Regions from separate parts of the Homo sapiens genome. Here all the other regions are linked to region 3. The links are chromatin loops, found by intact Hi-C in ENCODE. Cell type or tissue: heart left ventricle. All regions are shown on one strand. Links, peaks and the distances in the headings refer to the core of each region. The heading gives the core; the rest is flanking DNA. Region 1 overlaps EIF3L (eukaryotic translation initiation factor 3 subunit L). Region 2 has its middle 12 kb from the start of MICALL1. Region 3 holds the start of MIR6820 (microRNA 6820).

Region 1 (6,169 bases), core at 846-5,845, 90 kb after region 3:
TAATCCCAGCTACTCAGGAGGCTGAGGCAGGAGAATGGCTTGAACCTGGGAGGCGGAGGTTGCGGTGAGCCGAGATCGTGCCATCACATTCTAGCCTGGGCAACGAGAGCGAAATTCCATCTCAAAAAAAAAACCAAAACAAAACCATCTATTGTTTATCTCTTGTGTTTTTTTTTTTTTTTTTTTAATAGAGAAAAGGTCTCACTACGTTGCCCAGGCTGGTCTTGAACTCCTGGGCTAGAGTGATCCTCCCACCCCAGCCTCCCCTAAAGTACTAGTATTACTGGCATGAGCCACCACACCTGGCACCTTGTGGCAGCACCACAAGGCCAGGAATCTTTTTGTTCCCCGATATACTTCATGTGCCCACAATAGTGAATGAAAGATACTGAACACTTAATACAAGACCCCAAGCCCAGGGGACAGGCATACCTTATCAATGTAGAAGTCAACCTCTGAGGCTGACTGAAATTCACCATCCAGGGCTGAGATACCGCTGGTCCACACGAGGTTCTTCATCTTGTGTTTGAAGACAAGAAGCTGGATCCGGAACTCCTGCTCTGTGAGGTCCAGGAAGCCAGCCAGCTTGGCCACAGGCATGGTGGTGTAGAGCTTCAGGAAGCTGCGGATGGTTGAAAGCTGGGCCTGCTGCTGTACTTCATCAGAAAACACCTTCAGCTGCTGCAGGAAGGGCTCTTTGTGGTAGTTGGGGTGCACATTATCATAGTTGGGCACTACAGGCGACAGGAACTTGGGGCAGGAGTAACTGAAAAGTTCTTCATAGACTTGTGGGTCACCTTTCTGCATGCGCAACATCTTGTCCCCATATTTCTCCCGCAGCTGGAGGTGAATGCTCTCATCAATACGCATGGGGTACATCGTGAGGGCAATGGCCAGCAGCGCATGCATCTGCTCATTCTGCTTGTTAATCTGGGGATGGGGTGGAGAGTGGTACTGGGTCAAATGAGACGGACTTCCTGAGGTCCCCACTGCCAACTGGCCTCACCATTCTCTGCACAGATCTTTGACTTACCCAGTTGTTTCATACCAGCCATTGAACTTCCCCAACATCTCTTCCAATCCTCCCTCTAGATCTACCTAACTTCCATCCTAGCTCCAGATCCTCCTTAGCCATCTTCTGGATTCCTTACTGGCACCTCTGTCTTAGTCTCTCCAGTTTGTCCCACACATCACTAGCAGGTCAATCCTTTTACACAGTTAGGATCGAGTTACCCAAAACCTTTGATGCAACCTTGATGACGACAGAAATATAGACTAAATAGTAATGTGCCGTGCAACAGCGTTTCAGTCAACAACGGGCCATGGGCCACATATAGGATGGTGATCCTGCAAGATTATAATCCTGTATTTTTACTGTATCTTAGATACACAAATACCTTTGTGTTACAACTGCCTATGGTATTCAGTACAGTAATATGTTCTAGACGTTTGTAGCCAAGGAGCCATAGGCTATACCATGTAGCCCGGGTATGTAGTAGGTTATCCCATCTAGGTTTGTGTAAGTACATTCTATGATGTTCACACAACAAAATCACCAAATGATGCATTTCTCAGAATGTATCTGCAGCATCAAATGACACAGGACTATACTTTACCTGGGTTAATGAAGGTTCTCAGAATCTAATAACCCAATTCCTACTACCTACTTGCCCTCCAGCCAGAACAGTTTATTGTGCGGCTGCATCACCACACTTTCAAGTCTCAACCACTTTGCTCATGATATTCTCTGCCTAGGAAGCTCCTCCCAATTCTTGAACCCATCCTCCTTCCCACCAATATCCACACCTTATATCAAAACATTTAGAACCCAGTGAACACTCAGCATACTGATGCTGAATAAATAAATGTAGGCACTGCTGGAGGATATAACTGAAACAAAAGATATTATCATCAAGTCCTTATCATCAAGATGTTAATGATCTGAGGTAACAGGCATCACAACAGAAACTCCTAAGAGTATGCTAGCCATTAAAAGTTCATTTTGGCTGGGCGTGGTGGCTCACGCCTGTAATCCCAGCACTTTGGGAGGCTGAGGTGGATGGATCGCCTGAGGTCAGGAGTTCGAGACCAGCCTGGCCAAATAGTGAAACCCCATCTCTACTAAAAATACAAAAATTAGCTGGACATGGTGGCACGCGTCTGTAGTCCCAGCTACTCAGGAGGCTAAGGCTGGAGAATCACTTGAACCCAGGAAGCGGAGGTTGCAGTGAGCTGAGATTGCACCACTGTACTCCAGCCTGGGTGACAGAGACTTCGTCTCAAAAAAAAAAAAAAAAAAAAAAAAAAATTAGCCGGTGTTGTTGTGTGCGCCTTTAAGCCCAGCTATTCGGAAGACTAAGGTAGGATGATCGCCTGATCCCAGGAGGTTGAGGCTGACGTGAGCTGTGACTGCGTCACTGCACTCCAGCTGGGTGATCTATTAGTAGGCACAATCACAGAGCGCTCTACAGTCTTGAACTCCTGGCTTAAAAGTGCAATATTTTGGATGGTGTTTACCAAGAATGGTTGGCATAGGTGCCAAGGATCCCCCTGATTAGAAAGGCCACTGGTGGCAGGCAGAGTCCCCCTTACCATCTCATACTTGTACGTGGTCCTCTGGAACATGCTCTTGGTCCTCTGGATGTAGAGGAGGATGTTGGCGAAGACCCGGATGGCATCCTGGTAACGACGCATCATCAAATATGCAAACCCAACATAATAGTATGTGGTGACCTGGCACTCTGGCACACGGGAATACATACTCTGTAGAAGGAGGTAGAACAAACATTCATGAGTCCCAATTCATCCTAGATAGAACCAGAGGTAGAAACACCAAGAGTTTTCCCTGCAGAGGCCCTCAACTATCCAGAGGAAGCTCTGGAGTCCCAGAGTTTGAGAGCGGATCTTCCTATTCATCAATTAAGTTGTATGTTTTGAGGAATCCATTTTTTTAGCTGTAAACAAGAAGGTTCTGGATCAGGTAATCCCTAAAATCTCCTTCAGCTCTAAAATGCTATACATCTCAGTTTTGTTATTTTTCCTTGCTTTTTCAATTAAGTCCTTTTGGACAGGGAAGACAGAAACACATACATGCACATGAGCCAAACACCAAATAAAAATTATCTGTAATATTTTTCTGTGGTTAGGAAGAACACAACAGCTAACCATGTATCAATGAACATACCATCTTAGAATTACATCTTTACTTAATTCTTTTTTTTTTTCTGGGACAGAGTCTTGTTCTGTTGCCCAGGCTGGAGTGCAATGGTGTGATCTCGGCTCACTGCAACCTCTGCCTCCCAGGTTCAAGTGATTCTCCTACCTCAGCCTCCTGAGTAGCTGGGATTACAAGTGCCCACCACCATACCCAGCTAGTTTTTTTTTTTTTTGTATTTTCAACAGAGACAGGGTTTCACCATGTTGGCCAGGCTGGTCTCGAACTCCTGACCTCAAGTAATCCACCTGCCTCAGCCTCCCAAACTGCTGGGATTACAGGTGTGAGCCACTGCGTCTGGCCTTCTCAATCCTTTAGCAAAATGTGAAGAGCAAAGAGCTGCCATGGGCCAGGCATGGTGGCTCACGCCTGTAATCCCAGCATTTTGGGAGGCCGAGGTAGGCGGATCACGAGGTCAGGAGATCGAGACCATCTTGGCCAACACGGTGAAACCCCAACTCTACTAAAATACAAAAAAAAAAAAAAAAAAAAAATTAGCTGGGCATGGTGGCGCATGCCTGTAGTCCCAGCTACTCAGGAGGCTGAGGCAGGGGAATCGCTTGAACCCAGGAGACGGAGGTTGCAATGAGCTGAGATCACACCACTGCACTCCAGCCTGGTGACAGAGCAAGCTGCCATCATCATTCCATTTTGAAAACAAAATAAAAAACTGTTGTTAACTACCAAAATCGTCCAGGTCTAGCTTTTTACCACAGCTGTTTGCCCAGTTTTAGTCTCAACTTTCAATGGCCTGAGGGAACAGTCCTCTTTCCTCTCCTGGAAATTTGTCCTAAGAGATCAGAGTGGTTCTCTAGAAATAGATATTCTGGCTCTGGCAAGAGGGGCCAGAGGCAATAGGCATCACCTTCTTGTTCAGTTCGATGTTCTCCAGCACCTTGATGGCCTGGTAGTAATCTCCTAACAGGGAGTGCAGGCGGAGAAGCCCGACCAGGCTGAAGTAACCAAGCATTTTGTAGAGGGAGTGCCGCCCATACTCCCCAGCCACACTCTCAGGGTCACCTGAAAGAGACAGACACCGTGAATACTGATAGGAGGCAGGTAAAGGCAGGCACACCTGACCTCTGAATGTTACTCAGTAGGCATCTCACCTACTGCCAGCCTTGAAAGCTTCCCTCAACAACTGGGGAATAACTTCAAAGGAATACCAAGAAACAGCAAAACCAATCTTATGCTAATCTTCGATTTACCAATATTTGCTTACAGGATGGCAGTTCATTTTGCTTATTTTTTTTTTGGTCCCAACACATGCAAAGGCCCCTCTCATCAGTAAAATACAACCACGAAGACTCCTCCTTTCAGAAAGCACATGAGGTCAAAGCTATTTTCCTAATAACAACACTAAGATGTTACTTGCCCTTCCCACTGAGTTGAATTTTGCATGATGCAAACACTATGTTGGGTAAAATTACTGTCAACTTAAGCATAAATCAGGCAACGACACAAAATTGTACCAGTAGTCACTGCATTGCTTCTTGCCATGCATTTGCACTAAAAGAACTAGTCCTTAGCCAGGCTTGGTGGCTTAGACCTCTAATCCCAGCAACTTGAGAGGCCGAGATGGGAGGATGTGCTTGAGCCCAGGTACCATATCTGAATAACCAGAGATTGTTGTATCAGTTGTTTTTTGTTTGTTTGTTTGTTTTTTGAGACTGAGATCTATGGAAGTGCTACTGCATTTTGGCCTGGGTAACAGAGAGACCCTGTTCTAAAAAAAAGACAAAAAAAAGAAAGAAAATTCTTTTTTCATTTTTACTTGAAAAAAACAACTGATACATAGGTCGGGAGCGGTGGCTCACGCCTGTAATCCCAGCACTTTGGGAGGCTGAGGTGGGCAGATCACGAGGTCAGGAGATCGAGACCATCCTGGCTAGGTGAAACCCCGTCTCTACTAAAAATACAAAAAATTAGCCGGGCATGGTGGTGGGCGCCTGTAGCCCAGCTACTTGGGAGGCTGAGGCAGGAGAATGGCATGAACCCGGGAGGCGGAGCTTGCAGTGAGCCCAGATTGCGCCACTGCACTCCAGCCTGGGCAACAGAGCGAGACTCCACCTCAAAAAAAAAAAAACAAAAAAAACTGATACGCAACTGAGCGCAGCTCATGCCTGTAATCCTAGCATTTTGGGAGGCCGAGGCGGACGTATCACTTGAGGTCAGGAGTTTGAGCCCAGCCTGCCCAACATGGTGAAGCCCCGTCTCTACTAAAAATACAAAAATTAGATGGGTGTGGTGGTGCACACCTGCAGTCCCAGCTATTGGGGAGGCTGAGGCAGGAGAATTGCTTGAACTTGGGAGGCGGAGGTTGCAGTGAGCAGAGATTGTGCCACTGCACTCAAGCCTGGGCTACAGAGCAAGACTCTGTCTCAAAAAAAATAAAAATAAAAAAAGAAGGAAAAAAGGGCAGACATTTTCACAAAAATGAAGTAAACCTGTCATACCTCAAAGAAAATAACTGACAGTGTTTGCTACCTATAAAACAGTTCAAAGGTTGGGCACAGTGGCTCACACATGAAATCCCATGAGTTCAAGATTGGCCTGGGCAACAAAGTGAGACCTTGTTTCTACCAAAAAAAAAAGAAAAAAAAATCAGCCAGGTATGGTGGTGCAAACCTGCGTTCCTAGCTACTTGGGAGGCTGAGGTAGGAGGATCACTTGAGCCCAGCAGGTAGAGGATGCAGTGAGCCATGATTGTGCCACCGCACTTCAGCCAGGGTGACAGAGTGAGACCCCATCTCAAAATAAATAAAAATTCAAGCTATTAAGCAAAAATGGAATTTTGTAAAACTTGTATCTGCCACTACAAGCTCTATAGCTTACAAATAAATGCTTACCTGATGTCAGTGGCAAAAGTAACAAATCTGACTTTTTAAAAAAATGTAATAAAATGTGTCAACATTTGGAAGATCTTTATAACTCAGAGAACCAATATTTTTTTAG
Region 2 (6,020 bases), core at 1,021-6,020, 72 kb after region 3:
CAGAAATTTGGCAGGAAGAAAGGGAAGGAGACTAGAGCCTATAATCCTAGCTAGCTATTCGGGAGGCTGAATTGCTTGAATCTAGGGAACAGAGGTTGCAGTGAGCCGAGATTGCACCACTTCACTCCAGCCTGGGCAAAACAACAACAACAATGACAACAACAAACAGCTAGGCTGAGTCCTGACTTTTATTTTACTTGACTTAGAATTTGGTCTGCATAGCAAGCCCATTGTTTATGATTTGGCTGTAGGTTAAGCCCACTGCTTATGATTTGGCTGTAGGTTTAGGGGGTGCCAGATTATTTGGGGTGGGGGAGCTAGAGCCCTCCCTACTACCCCCTCAGTATCAATCTGGCCTGCTCTGCAGGCAAAGGCAGGCAGAGTGGGAAACAGTTTCTGAGCCTTCCTGACACAGGAAGGTAGCCTCTCCTCTGAGGCCTGAGTGGCAAGGAAGGGGCTGTCAGACACCGGAAGAGGCCTGTTTGTCTCCCAGCTACCTGAGGTCATATGTATATGGTGTTGTGAGCCAGGCAGCTCTTCCTGTTAGAAACAGAAAGTGAGGCTTGTGTTGAAATTCTGGGAGTGAGCTGCTCTTTCCTCTAAATAGAGCAGGGGTTAGACAGGGCACAACTTATCCCCAGGTGATACAATACACCCGGGATGGATATGAGTCATCCCAAACACCTATATCATACCCGAGTTCACTATGCTCGGATTTATGTATTGTTTAGGGACAGGGTCTTGCTCTGTCGCTCAGGCTGGAGTACAGTGGTGTGATCATAGCTCACTGTAACTTTGAACTCGGCTCAAGCAATCCTCCCGACTTAGATTCCCAAGTGGCAAGGACTATAGGCATGCACCACCACGCCTGGCTAATTTTTTAATTTAATTTAATTAATTTATTTTTTTAGGACAGAGTCTCGCTCTGTTGCCCAGGCTGGAGTGCAGTGGCGCCATCTCGGCTCACTGTAAGCTCTGCCTCCCAGGTTCACGCCATTCTCCTGCCTCAGCCTCCCTAGTAGCTGGGACTACAGGCGCCTGCCACCATGCCTGGCTAATTTTTTTGTATTTTTAGTAGAGACGGGGTTTCACTGTGTTAGCCAGGATGGTCTTGATCTCCTGACCTCGTGATCTGCCCACCTCGGCCTCCCAAAGTGCTGGGATTACAGGTGTGAGCCATTGCGCCCAGCCCTCATTTTTTTATTTTTATTTTTGTAGAGACAGGGTCTCGTTATCTTGTCCAGGCTGGTCTCAAACTCCTAGGCCTAAGCAATCCTCCCACCTCAGCCTCCCAAGGTGTTGGGATTACAGGCATGAGCCACTGTGCCAGGCCTATGTTGACACTTAGAAAGACCTAGATAGGGGAGAATTACTCTCCTCATTTGACTATGACAAAGCAGAGGCTCAGAGAAGTTAAGCCAAGTGCCTGGAATTTTCCAGTTTCAAGGGGCAGCGTCAGGGTTTGAACCTAGACTCCCTTCCACTTCCCAACCATGACTAGAGAGTGAAGTCCACCCTCTCAGGATCCACTGGCCCCAGGTAAGAAAGTAGGGGTGGGAGTCAGGGCGTGAAGGAGATAACTTGATCTTAATCAAGTGGCTGGATAGGGGCAGGGTGGGGCCAGAAAGAAAGAAAAGCCAGGTCTTTCAGCTGCAGGCTTGACAGGAATGTGGAGCCACAGGAACCAAGACAAGTTGCTGCTTCCCCTAGCCCTCTCCTTCGGGAAAATCTCAGGAACTTGCTGATCAGGCTTTGGACCTTTCCCTTGCCTCCCTCTCAGCTTCTTCTTGATGCCCTTCCCCCACATTGGAGGCCAGTTCCTGACCCGGGCCACAGCCACTCCAGCCTATATCCAGTCTGCAGGGCAGGCTGGGGGTGGGGACGGGAGGCCACTGTTAGCAAGAGCCAGCGTGGGCACCACGGCTTTCCCTGGCTAAAGGCTGGGCTGGAGAGTACATCCATTCATCAATTCATCTGTGCCGCTACATTCCAGACAGGATTTAAGGCACACTCCAGCCTTATTCCTATACTGATATTGTTGCATTCAATCCTTATTCACTTACTTCCTCTTGCATTCACCATTCATTCAACAGAATCGCTTTACCGAAAGGGTCATTGCTCCCAAGTGCTGCCTCTTTCCTCCTATTAGATCCATTTAGATCCTTAGGATGTCACCCAGAATTCTAGAATGCAGGGCTGCAGCCCCCAGACAGCGGCTAGTCCCACTGCCTCATTTAGAAGATGAAGCCATCCGGAGCCACCTATGGTCAAGGCGATCATAGGAGGAAAAGCACCCCACGCCCCCAACTTGGACTCACAATCCAGTGTAGGAGAAGGATGCAGAGAGGGGGACTGTGTGGAAAGAAGTGTGCCAAGCCCAGGCTGGGCGCAGTGGCTCACACCTGTAATCCCAGCACTTCAGGAGGCCAAGGCAGGCAGATCACCTGAGATCAGGAGTTCAAGACCAGCCTGGCCAACATGGCAAAACCCCGTCTCTACTAAAAATACAAAAATTAGCCAGGCATGGTGGCAGGCACCTGTAATCCCAGCTACTCAGGAGGCTGAGGCAGGAGAATCGCTTGAACCTGGGAGGTGGACGTTGCAGTGAGCTGAGATCATGATATTGCACTCCAGCCTGCGCAACAGGGACAAAACTCCATCTCAAAAAAAAAAAAAAAAAAAAAAGAATAAGTGTGCCAAGCCCACCAGGGACTTGTCTGAGGAGGAACCAGCTCTAGCCTAGGGGCCTGGAGACCAGGGTTCCAGCCCCAGCTGTTCATTGCCTCTGCCCAAATTGTTAGGCCCTGGGCACCTCCACCTGGACGTCCCACAGGCTCCTCAAACTCCTGTTCCTTACCCACTTGCACTTACCTCCTCCAGTCCCAAACCTGCTCCAGCCACCAACCCCCATCTCAGACAGCCTGAGAACTGGGCATCTCACTTCCCTACAGCCTCCACATCCACTCAGCTGCCACATCCAAGTCCTGTCCTCTGCAACCTCCCAATCTCTCCAATTCTCCCCTCATGCCTGCTGCCGACACTGTGCGTGGGGCCCAGCTCCTCCGTGGCTGGCTGCTCTAGACAAGTGCCCTGGCCTCTGTGAATGGGCCTCCACACTGTCTAAACAGGCCTTCTCTTTGGTCCTTGGAGCAGTTAAGAGAGCCCCAGGGGGGAGTCTGGAGGTTTCCAGTCCCAGCTCCACCAGGAAGTAGCCGGGCTGTTCCACACATGACCTGCCTCAGTCATCTATAGCTCTACGGCTCTGGAGGCCAAGGTCATGGCCAGGTAACAATGGCCTCCCTCCCCTTATCACACACTCTACCCAAGTGTTTTAGTAAGGCCCTCCTCCCCTTATCACACACTACTGCCAGGTGATTTGCTAAGAACTTTACATAATTTGGTGCACAGAACAATTCTGAGGCAGGCGCTAACCCCATTTTAGAGAAAGGTGAGGCACTGAAAACTACGCAACTTGGCTCAGCTGGTATGTGGCAGTCAGGACTCAGACCAGGGTCCAAGGAAGTCCAAGCCTACACACTTTGCTCTGCCCCCTTCTCTTGCTGGTGGAGAAACTTCTGGAAACTGGTACCACCCAGAGCTCCCCATTCCCCGATAACAAAGCCCTTGCTCTCCTTAGCATGGGGGGGATCATGAACCTGGTTATTCTGCTCTGATGGAATAAAAATCCTGAGCTGGCCACAGCTGATGAATGCTGTGCATTCCGCGAGTGGTGCCAGGCAGAGTCCAGCTGTGCCTGCCCCCTCACAGGGGTTGCTAGCTGCCTGGCCTGGCTGCTGAGCCTGGACCAAGCTGCTGGGAGATGGCCCCAAGCCAGGCACTCATACACACTGGGTCTGTGTGACCCAGAGTGCCTGCAATGGCCTCACAGCAAAAAGAGTGCCAAGAGCCGTGTCAGACAACACACTTGGACCTGGCATAATTGTAATGATAGAGAACTATGACATGAACTATGAAACTGGCATTGAATTCAAAACACATTAACCCAGGGGGCTGCCCAGTTGAGTCGGAGTTCCTGCAAGCCACCATCACCAAATGTCAGGGCATAGTGGACAAAGCATGAGACATTCTTTAGGAGGAATCAATGCACAGCAACCTCCCTGCACCAAGGAACCATGTGGTAGCCAGGGAGTGGGGGGTAAGGAGCCCTGGCTGGCACTGGGCCACTCATTCGGTTCCAACAAGGCAACAGATGAAGGACGGCTTGGAAAGCTACCAAGAGCTCTACAAATGTTTGGACTTATAACTAGAGGCTGCTTTTTAAAAATTCCTTTGGGCCCGGGCACAGTGGCTCATGCCTATAATCCCAGCATTTTGGGAGGCCAAGGCAGGTGGACTGCTTAAGCTCAGTTCAAGAGCAGTCTGGGCAACATGGCAAAACACCATCTATACAAACAAAACTATAAAAAATTAGCTGGGCATGGTGGTGTATGCCTGTGGTCCCAGTTAATTTGGAGGCTGAGACAGGAGGATCACTTGAGCCCAGGAGGCAGAGGTTGCACTGCAGTGCGCCAAGCTTGTGCCACTGCACTCCAGTCTGGGTAATAGAGCGAAACTCTTGTCCCAAAAAATAAATAAAATCCTGGCTCCATCCTTTAGCTCTGGGAACTTGGACAAGTTCTGCAACCTCTCTGGTGAAGGATGGCTTCCCACCTCACTGAGATTCAAAGTCGGTCCTTCCTGTCTTCTACAAGGCCTTACATACAACCTGGAGCCTCATTCCAGGATCTGGCCTCTTCCTCCTTGCTACCTTCTGCTCCAGCTGGCCTTCTTGCTCCATTTGCTCCACATATAAAACATGCTGTGGCCTCAGGACCTTTGTACTTGCAGTTTTTTTCCTGGAGAGCTCTTGCCTCACATACTTGCACCATCCCCCTCCTAATGTCTTCAGGTCTCTGCTCAAATGACGCCAATCAGTGTGGTCCCTGACTATCCTATTCACAATAGAAACTCCTGCCTTCGATTTTTCTCTACAACACATACCACCATCCAACACACTAAATATGGCTTATCACCTGTCTTCAACCATTAGAATTTGAGTCTGAAGACAGGAATTCGGTCTTTTCCCACGTCCCGACTTCCCCCTTGCCTATCAGTGCCTGGCTGGTTTGCTCGTAGAAAAGGACCCAGCTTTCTGTCCCTGAATCCTCCAATGGCTTGATACACAGGAGGCAATGCATTCAATTCCTGCCTGGGGCTGCTCTATCACAGACTTGGGACTTAAACAACAGAGATTTCTCCTCTTACGGTTCCAGAAGCCACGAGTCCAAAACCAGAGGCTCCAGGGGAGAAGCCATCCCTGCCTCTTCCAGCTCCCAGTGGCCCCGCACATTCTTTAGCTTGTGCCTGCTAACTCCATCAGCCTGTCTTCACGTGGCCTTCTCCTCCTGTCTCTTTCCTCAGTGTCTCTCATGACACTTGTCATTGGATTTAGTGCCTACCTGGATAATCCAGAATGATCTCATTTTTAAAAATGTATTTTTAATACATGGGAACACTTCACAAATTTGCATGTCATCCTTGCACAGGGGCCATGCTAAACTGCATCATTCCAATTTTGGTACATGTGCTGCTAAAGCAAGCACAATGATCTAATTTTGAGATCTTTAACTTACAACCATTAAGACCTTCTTCCAAATAAGGTCATGCTGGCTGGGCACAGTGGCTCACGCCTGTAATACCATCACTATGGGAGGCTGAGGCAGGCAGATCACCTGAGGTCAGGAGTTTGAGACTAGCCTGGCCAACATGGCAAAATACCATCTCTACTAAAAAAATATAAAAATTAGCAAGGTGTGGTCGTGGGTGCCTGTAGTCCCAGCTACTCAGGAGGCTGAGGCAGGAGAAATGGTGCCTGTAGTCCCAGCTACTCAGGAGGCTGAGGCAGGAGAATCTCTTGAACCCAGAAGGTGGAGGTTGCAGTGAGCTGAGATTGCACCACTGCACTCCAGCCTGGGCGACAGAGCGAGATTCCATCTCAAAAACAAAAACAAAAACAAAAC
Region 3 (6,169 bases), core at 517-5,516:
GGACAGCGTGTGGGCAGAGTCCTGAGGAGGAGTGGGGACAGAGCCATGGGGGCAGGGGTAGGCAGGTGCTCGGTCCTTGCTCCAGCTGCTGACTTGCCCAGCAGGGCTCTGCCTGGGGAGGGTGGGAGATCAGCACACCCCCACGCTTCCTGCTGGGGCACTGCTCCTGAAAGGGGATCCGAGCCCACGATAAGAGGCTCGAAGCAGGTCCTTAGGAAACAATGGGTGGCTTGATGAGACCTGCTCTGTGATACTCCTGAGAAGGGAGAAGCCCCTGCAGCCAGTCCCCACTGGAAAGGAAATTGGGGGTTTCCGTGGCAACCAGCTCCCTGGGCACAAAGACTTGTCTGTCTGCTTGGAAGGCAGCTGAGGTGTCTCCCCTGCAGCAGCCTTTGCTCTGGGGAACAGGGAGATGGAGGGAAGGATGTGGGGGATCCAAAGGGGCTAAGGGCCCCTGGTGCTTCTTAAGGAGCTGACAGTCACAGGGCCACTGGAATAGGTGCATGCTCCACGCAGCATGGCGGTAACGGGGAAGCAACAGGTGGTGACATTGCAGATAAGCAGAGGGGAAGGGGGTTGGAAAGTTGAATATTTTATTATTTACACATATAAAGTGAGAATGAAAATTGGGCATGGGGCAAGGGCAGGAAGATGACTCCAGCTCAGTCGGTGATGATGAGCTCGTCCACCCCCCAGTCTTCATAGCTCCCATCTGGCAGGTAACGGCGAATGATGATGGGGATCTTTCGGGCCCTGTGGCAGGGGAGAAGTCACAAGTACATGAGGGCTGGTGACCCCAGCTCTGCCGCAGAAGGAACAGATTGTGTGCAAAACACAAGCAAAGAGAAGTCTTAGGAGCAGCCTCTTGGGGCTGATGAGTGTACTTTGTAAGAAAGCAATTACAAGAAAAAGAAAGTTTTTATATCAGACAAGAGGGGGAAGAATGACAGAATATTGGTAAGGCCTCCTGCAGCAGGAACAGGGAAATTCCAACAGCCAGAAGACGTCCATGTCTCATCAGTGCCCTCCCACTTTCCCTGCCTCCTCTTCTCTCTTCCTCCTACTTCCTGGTGAGCTGTTCCTAAGGATCTGTAGGAATAAGCATCAACTTCTCCAGCCAGGCAAGTGGGAGCAAAGGGTGCAACAGAGAGCCCAACAGATGCCTCCCAGAGATTTGGAGAAGTGAACCATGATTTGAGTGACTTACTTGAGTTCCTTCATGGCAATGAGCAGAGGATCTGTCTCCCCCTCCAGCTCCACCATCACAGGGGCACACATCCTGTAGGGATAGGGACAGGTGTTAGGGAGACTACAAACCCAGGGAGAAGGGCCCAACAGGCAGTGAGGGTGGAACGGCATCCTGGTCCCCACCTAGAAACGTCATCTTCTAGGTAGGCAGGCACAGTAGGGAGTGGTGTGTAGGGGCACTGCCAGAGATCTTCCCTGGCAGAGGCCTATCACAGACTCCGGAGTCCAGCGGCCACAGCAGAATGTCCTGGTGGAAAGGGAGACATGTGCAAAGGCACACCATTCTAACTGCTCCAACCCCAGAGCCTTGCCTCAGTGCCCAGTGCACCTCATTTCAATTTCTATTTTCTCTCTCTACTTTTTGGAGACAAGGTTTCACTCCCATTGCCCAGACTGGAGTGCAATGGGGAGATCGTGGCTCACTGCAACCTCCACCTCCCAGGCTCAAGCAATTCTCCTGCTTGGGACTACAGGCATACACCACCAGCTATGCTAATTTTTTTATTTTTTGTATAGATGGGTGAAATTAACATTTCGCCATGTTGCCCAGGCTGGTCTCGAACTCCTGGGCTCAAGCAATCCGCCTGCCTCAGCCTTCCAGATTGCTGGGATGAAAGGCATGAGCCACCATGCCCGGCATCATTTCCATTCTCTATAGACACAACACCTCAGTAGAGGCCCTGCCCTTCCTGCCCAGCCCTCCCCACCCTTCACCTGAGGCCAGCAGTCAGGGGGCTCACCTGCTTACAACACTGTCATGACTCCCCTTGGCTATCAGGCCAGAGTGCAGTCTGGTCCCTGTTTGCCTTCCTAGCACAGTCCCGTGCTACTTTCCTGTATTTACTCCACATTCCAGCCATACCAAACTATTTCTGGTTCCCTAGATGCGCCATGTTGTTTCCCTTTTGTGTGCTCTTACAAGCTCTTCCTCTCCCTAAAAACCTGCGAGAGGTTCAGATGTCTCCACCCTGGAAATCGTGTGCTGACTCTTCAGTACCTGGACTCATTTTGCATATACTTTTCTTGGCACCAATCTCATTGAACTGTAACTACTTGTTTGGAAACTTTCCACATTAGACCATGAGCTCCTAGTGGCCCAGAACCACATGTGATTCACCACGGAGGCCCAGCCCCCAGCATAACACTTGGCCCACAGTGGGGACTCTACCACCAAGCAAAGGGATGCCAATTCTAGGCCCATCTCCTCTAGGAAGCCACCCCTGATGATTCCAGCTCAGGTTCACACCAACAAATCCAGAATTAACAGGAGAGCATGCTAAAAAATACAGGTTCCTGGGTCCTTCCCCAGACCCCCGGAATAGAATCTCTAGTGAAGCGGCCTGAGAGCCTGCATTTGCAAAACTGCCCAGATGATTCTGATAATCAGCTAGTCTGAGAGCTACCAGCTTACTAATTTTATTACTAAATATTTCGATTTATATTACTCCCAAAAGCCTGAAAATTTCCCAAGGGCAGAGATGAAGTATTTAACTTTCCCTATATCCTCTCTTAATAAGTATTTAAACTTTCCCAAAATATAAAGCTTTAAAGAATGTGGCAAAATACCTGATCTGCATGTGCCTGCTTTCTTTCAAAATATAAATAATTCAAGGGCATTCACTCATTCCGCACCTATTATGCACATGGAATGTGCAAGAATGTGTCCTTAAGTAATTTAATTTTTCTTGCACCATGGCTTCTACAGAGAAACACATCAACCATCCAGTTAAGAAGTAGATGTGACAAACATCATCAGCCACCAGGTGGTGCTAATGAACCAGACTGAAACCCCATCCAAAACCTACCCAACAAACAGTTGTTCTGGCCAGGTGCAGTGGCTCACGCCTCTAATCACAGCACTTTGGGAGGCTGAGACAGGTGAATCACCTGAGGTCAGGAGTTTGAGACCAGCCTGGCCAACATGGTGAAACCCCGTCTCTACTAAAAATACAAAAAATTAGCCGGCCGTGGTGGCACATGCCTGTAGTCCCAGATACTCGAGAGGCTGAGGCATGAGAATCGCTTGAACCAGGAGGTGAAGGTTGCAGTGAGCCGAGATGGCACCACTGCACTCCAGCCTAGGTGACAGAGTGAGACTCCACCTGCACCTACCAAGTGCAGAGTCCCATTATGGCTGTACAAGAGCTTACAGCAGGCAAGGAGCCACCAGATGGTGTCATAGCCCTTAAGTGGAAAGAGCACTAAAGACTGGAATGAGCTGGATCAAGCTTTGCTCCCCAAGAAAAACAGGACACTTGGCTGGGCACAGTGGCTCACGCCTGTAATCCCAGCACTTCGGGAGGCCAAGGCAGGTGAATCACCTGAGGTCACGAGTTCAAGACCAGCCCGACCAACATGGTGAAACACCGTCTCTACTAAAAATACAAAATATTAGCCAGGCATGGTGGCGTGTGCCTGTAATCCCAGCTACTCAGGAGGCTGAGGCTGGAGAATTCCTTGAACCCAGGAGGCAGAGGTTGCAATCAGCCAAGATCATGCCATTGCACTCCAGCCTGGGCAACAAGAGCAAAACTCCATCTCAAAAAAAAAAAAAAAAGAAAGAAAGAAAGAAAAGAAAAACAGGACACTTGGATTTATGAGTGGCCTGGATGCTGGATGTTGGCCTCAAAACCTTTAAGTGCTGCACACTGCCCACCAAATGAACTCTAATCTTCTGAACCTGTCACTCACAGGACCAGTGTCATCTTCTCCAGCCTTATGCCCCAAGCTGCTTATGATCCCTCATCACAAATCCACAACTGCCTGCCTCCACCTGGACCTTTCCTTGGGCTGTTTCTGGCACCTGGAGTACCCACAAAACCAACTCTCTTTACCTGTCCCCACTAGAATTCTAATCCCTTCACAAGGCTTTCCCAGTCACCTCTGCAATAACTCTCTTTGTACCTTTCATAAAGCACCACTCGCATCTGCCTTGGGTTGTGGGTACCTGTGCACAGGTCTATCTCCCCCACCAGAAAACACCTGGAGGACTGGGGATTATGTCTTTTTTTTTTTTTTTAATTATTTTTGGTAACAGAGTCTCACTCTGTCACCCAGGCTGGATTAGTGGCACGATCTTGGCTCAGTGCAACCTCCGCCTCCCAGGTTCAAGCGATTCTCTTGCCTCAGCCTCCCGAGTAGCTGGGATTATAGGCGCGCGCCACCACACCCGGCTAATTTTTGTATTTTTAGTAGAGACGGGGTTTCACCATGTTGGCCAGGCTGCTCTCGAACTCCTGACCTCAGGTGATCCGCCCACCTTGGCCTCCCACAGTGCTCGGATTCCAGGCGTGAGCCACCGCGCCCGGCTGGGACTACATCTTTAATCATCTCAGCATCCTATCAAGTGCTAATGCAGTATCTTTCTTCAGTGCTGAAAGACTGTTTAACTTGCAAATAAGCAGTCTATTTGTTTTAAAAATAACTTATGAATTCTTCTTTCTACTGGGCCACTTTTAGCCTATATTAGTGTGCCCCATAGAATGCTCTGCAATGACAGAAATGTCCTATCCCCCTGTGCTATCCTTTATGGTAACCAGTAGCCACATGTGGCTACTGAACACACTTGAAATGTGGCTAGTTGTAATCCCAGCACTTTGGAGGCTGAAGCAGGGGGATCACTGGAAGCCAGGAGTCTTTTTGTGAGACCCTGTCTCTACAAAAAATTAAGACATTAGCCACGTGTGGTGGCATTAGCCTGTAGTCCTAGCTACCTGGGAGGCTGAAGTGGGAAGATCACTTAAGCCTAGAAGTTTTGAGGCTGCAGTGAGCTATGATAGCACCACTGCACTCCAGCCCGGGTGATAGAGCCAAACTGTCTCTAAAAAAATAAAAGAAAAGGCTGGGCGTGGTGGCTCATGCCTGTAATCCCAGTACTTTGGGAGTCTGAGGCAGGAGGATCACCTGAGATCAGGAGTTCAAGACCAGCCTGGCCAACGAACATGGTGAAACCCCGTCCCTACTAAAAATACAAAAATTAGCCAGGCGTGGTGGCGGGTGCCTGTAATCCCAGCTACCCGGGAAGCTCAGGTTGGAGAATCACTTGAACCCGGGAGGCGGAGGATGCAGTGAGCCAAGATCACACCACTGCACTCCAGCCTGGGTGACAGAGTGAGACTCCTTCTCAAAAAAAAATAAATAGGCTGGGCGCAGTGGCTCACGCCTGTAATCCCAGCACTTTGGGAGGCCGAGGCAGGCAGATCACAAGGTCAGGAGATCGAGACCATCCTCGCTAACACGGTGAAACACCATCTCTACTAAAACTACAAAAAATTAGCCGGGCGTGGTGGCAGGTGCCTGTGGTCCCAGCTACTGGGAAGGCTGAGGCAGGAGAATGGCGTGAACCCGTGAGGCAGAGCTTGCAGTGAGCCAAGACTGTGCCACTGCACTCCAGCCTGGGTGACAGAGCAAGACTCCGTCTCAAAAAAAATTAAATAAATAAATAAAAGAAAAAGAAGTGTGGCTGGCTAGTGAGAAAGAAACTGAATTTCTAATTTTATTTAATTGTACTTAATGTAAATGGACACATACAGTTCATGGCTACCATAGTTGATGGTGCAGGCCCAGAGGATCCTGACGTTGGTGGCATATTGGGTATGGCTGTCACACTGGGTGTGGCTCTAATGCCATGCATAAGAGCAAGGAGTGCAACCAGGCTGAGAAGAGGTCCGCTACTGAGGAATGGGGGAGAACAATGTTGTCCACCCATAAAACCCTTTATTGAAGTAGACATGATGGTCATCTTTACCCCTACAGGACTAGAGGAGGCAACAGCCCAGTGCTGCTTGAACACTAAGGAGGAGAATGTACAGACAGCATTTGCTGCCCCTGTAAGCACACAGAGTCCACAAATCTGGCCCCAGCTTTCCTTTGTTTTTTTTTTGTTTGTTTGTTTGTTTGTTTTGAGATGGAGTCTCTGTCA

Evidence for each region. Peaks named below come from ENCODE experiments on the same cell type or tissue, not always from the same donor. Only the 100,000 strongest peaks of a DNase experiment are listed, where the experiment ranks them.
Region 1: it touches region 3 in a loop (2.2-fold over the local background); 33 of 110 quality-filtered maps call a loop at or near these places.
Region 2: a loop joins it to region 3, with 2.4 times the contacts of the local background. A loop is called at or near these places in 44 of 110 quality-filtered maps.

What each region holds. Positions count from the first base shown.
Region 1 is chr22:37,872,435-37,878,603 of GRCh38, reverse strand. EIF3L (eukaryotic translation initiation factor 3 subunit L) reads right to left here. Exons shown (of 13, transcript NM_016091.4): 9 at 4,080-4,234; 10 at 2,593-2,763; 11 at 433-930. Among named protein-coding and RNA genes, the nearest start is that of EIF3L, 26 kb to the right of the region's middle. In heart left ventricle, for the core only: no CTCF peak of the experiment used is centred there; no DNase peak of the experiment used is centred there.
Region 2 is chr22:37,890,930-37,896,949 of GRCh38, reverse strand. It overlaps the pseudogene RNU6-900P. Among named protein-coding and RNA genes, the nearest start is that of MICALL1, 12 kb to the left of the region's middle. RefSeq lists an enhancer at 1,709-2,353. In heart left ventricle, for the core only: no CTCF peak of the experiment used is centred there; DNase peaks (open chromatin) are centred at 3,829 and 4,174.
Region 3 is chr22:37,962,209-37,968,377 of GRCh38, reverse strand. It overlaps POLR2F (RNA polymerase II, I and III subunit F), which reads right to left. Exons shown (of 5, transcript NM_021974.5): 4 at 1,208-1,279; 5 at 1-753. The coding sequence ends at 663. It overlaps MIR6820 (microRNA 6820), which reads right to left and starts at 815; the gene lies at 754-815. RefSeq lists enhancers at 239-739, 2,973-3,472. In heart left ventricle, for the core only: CTCF peaks have their summits at 2,807 and 3,006 (motif pointing right); no DNase peak of the experiment used is centred there; H3K27ac peaks cover 943 bases.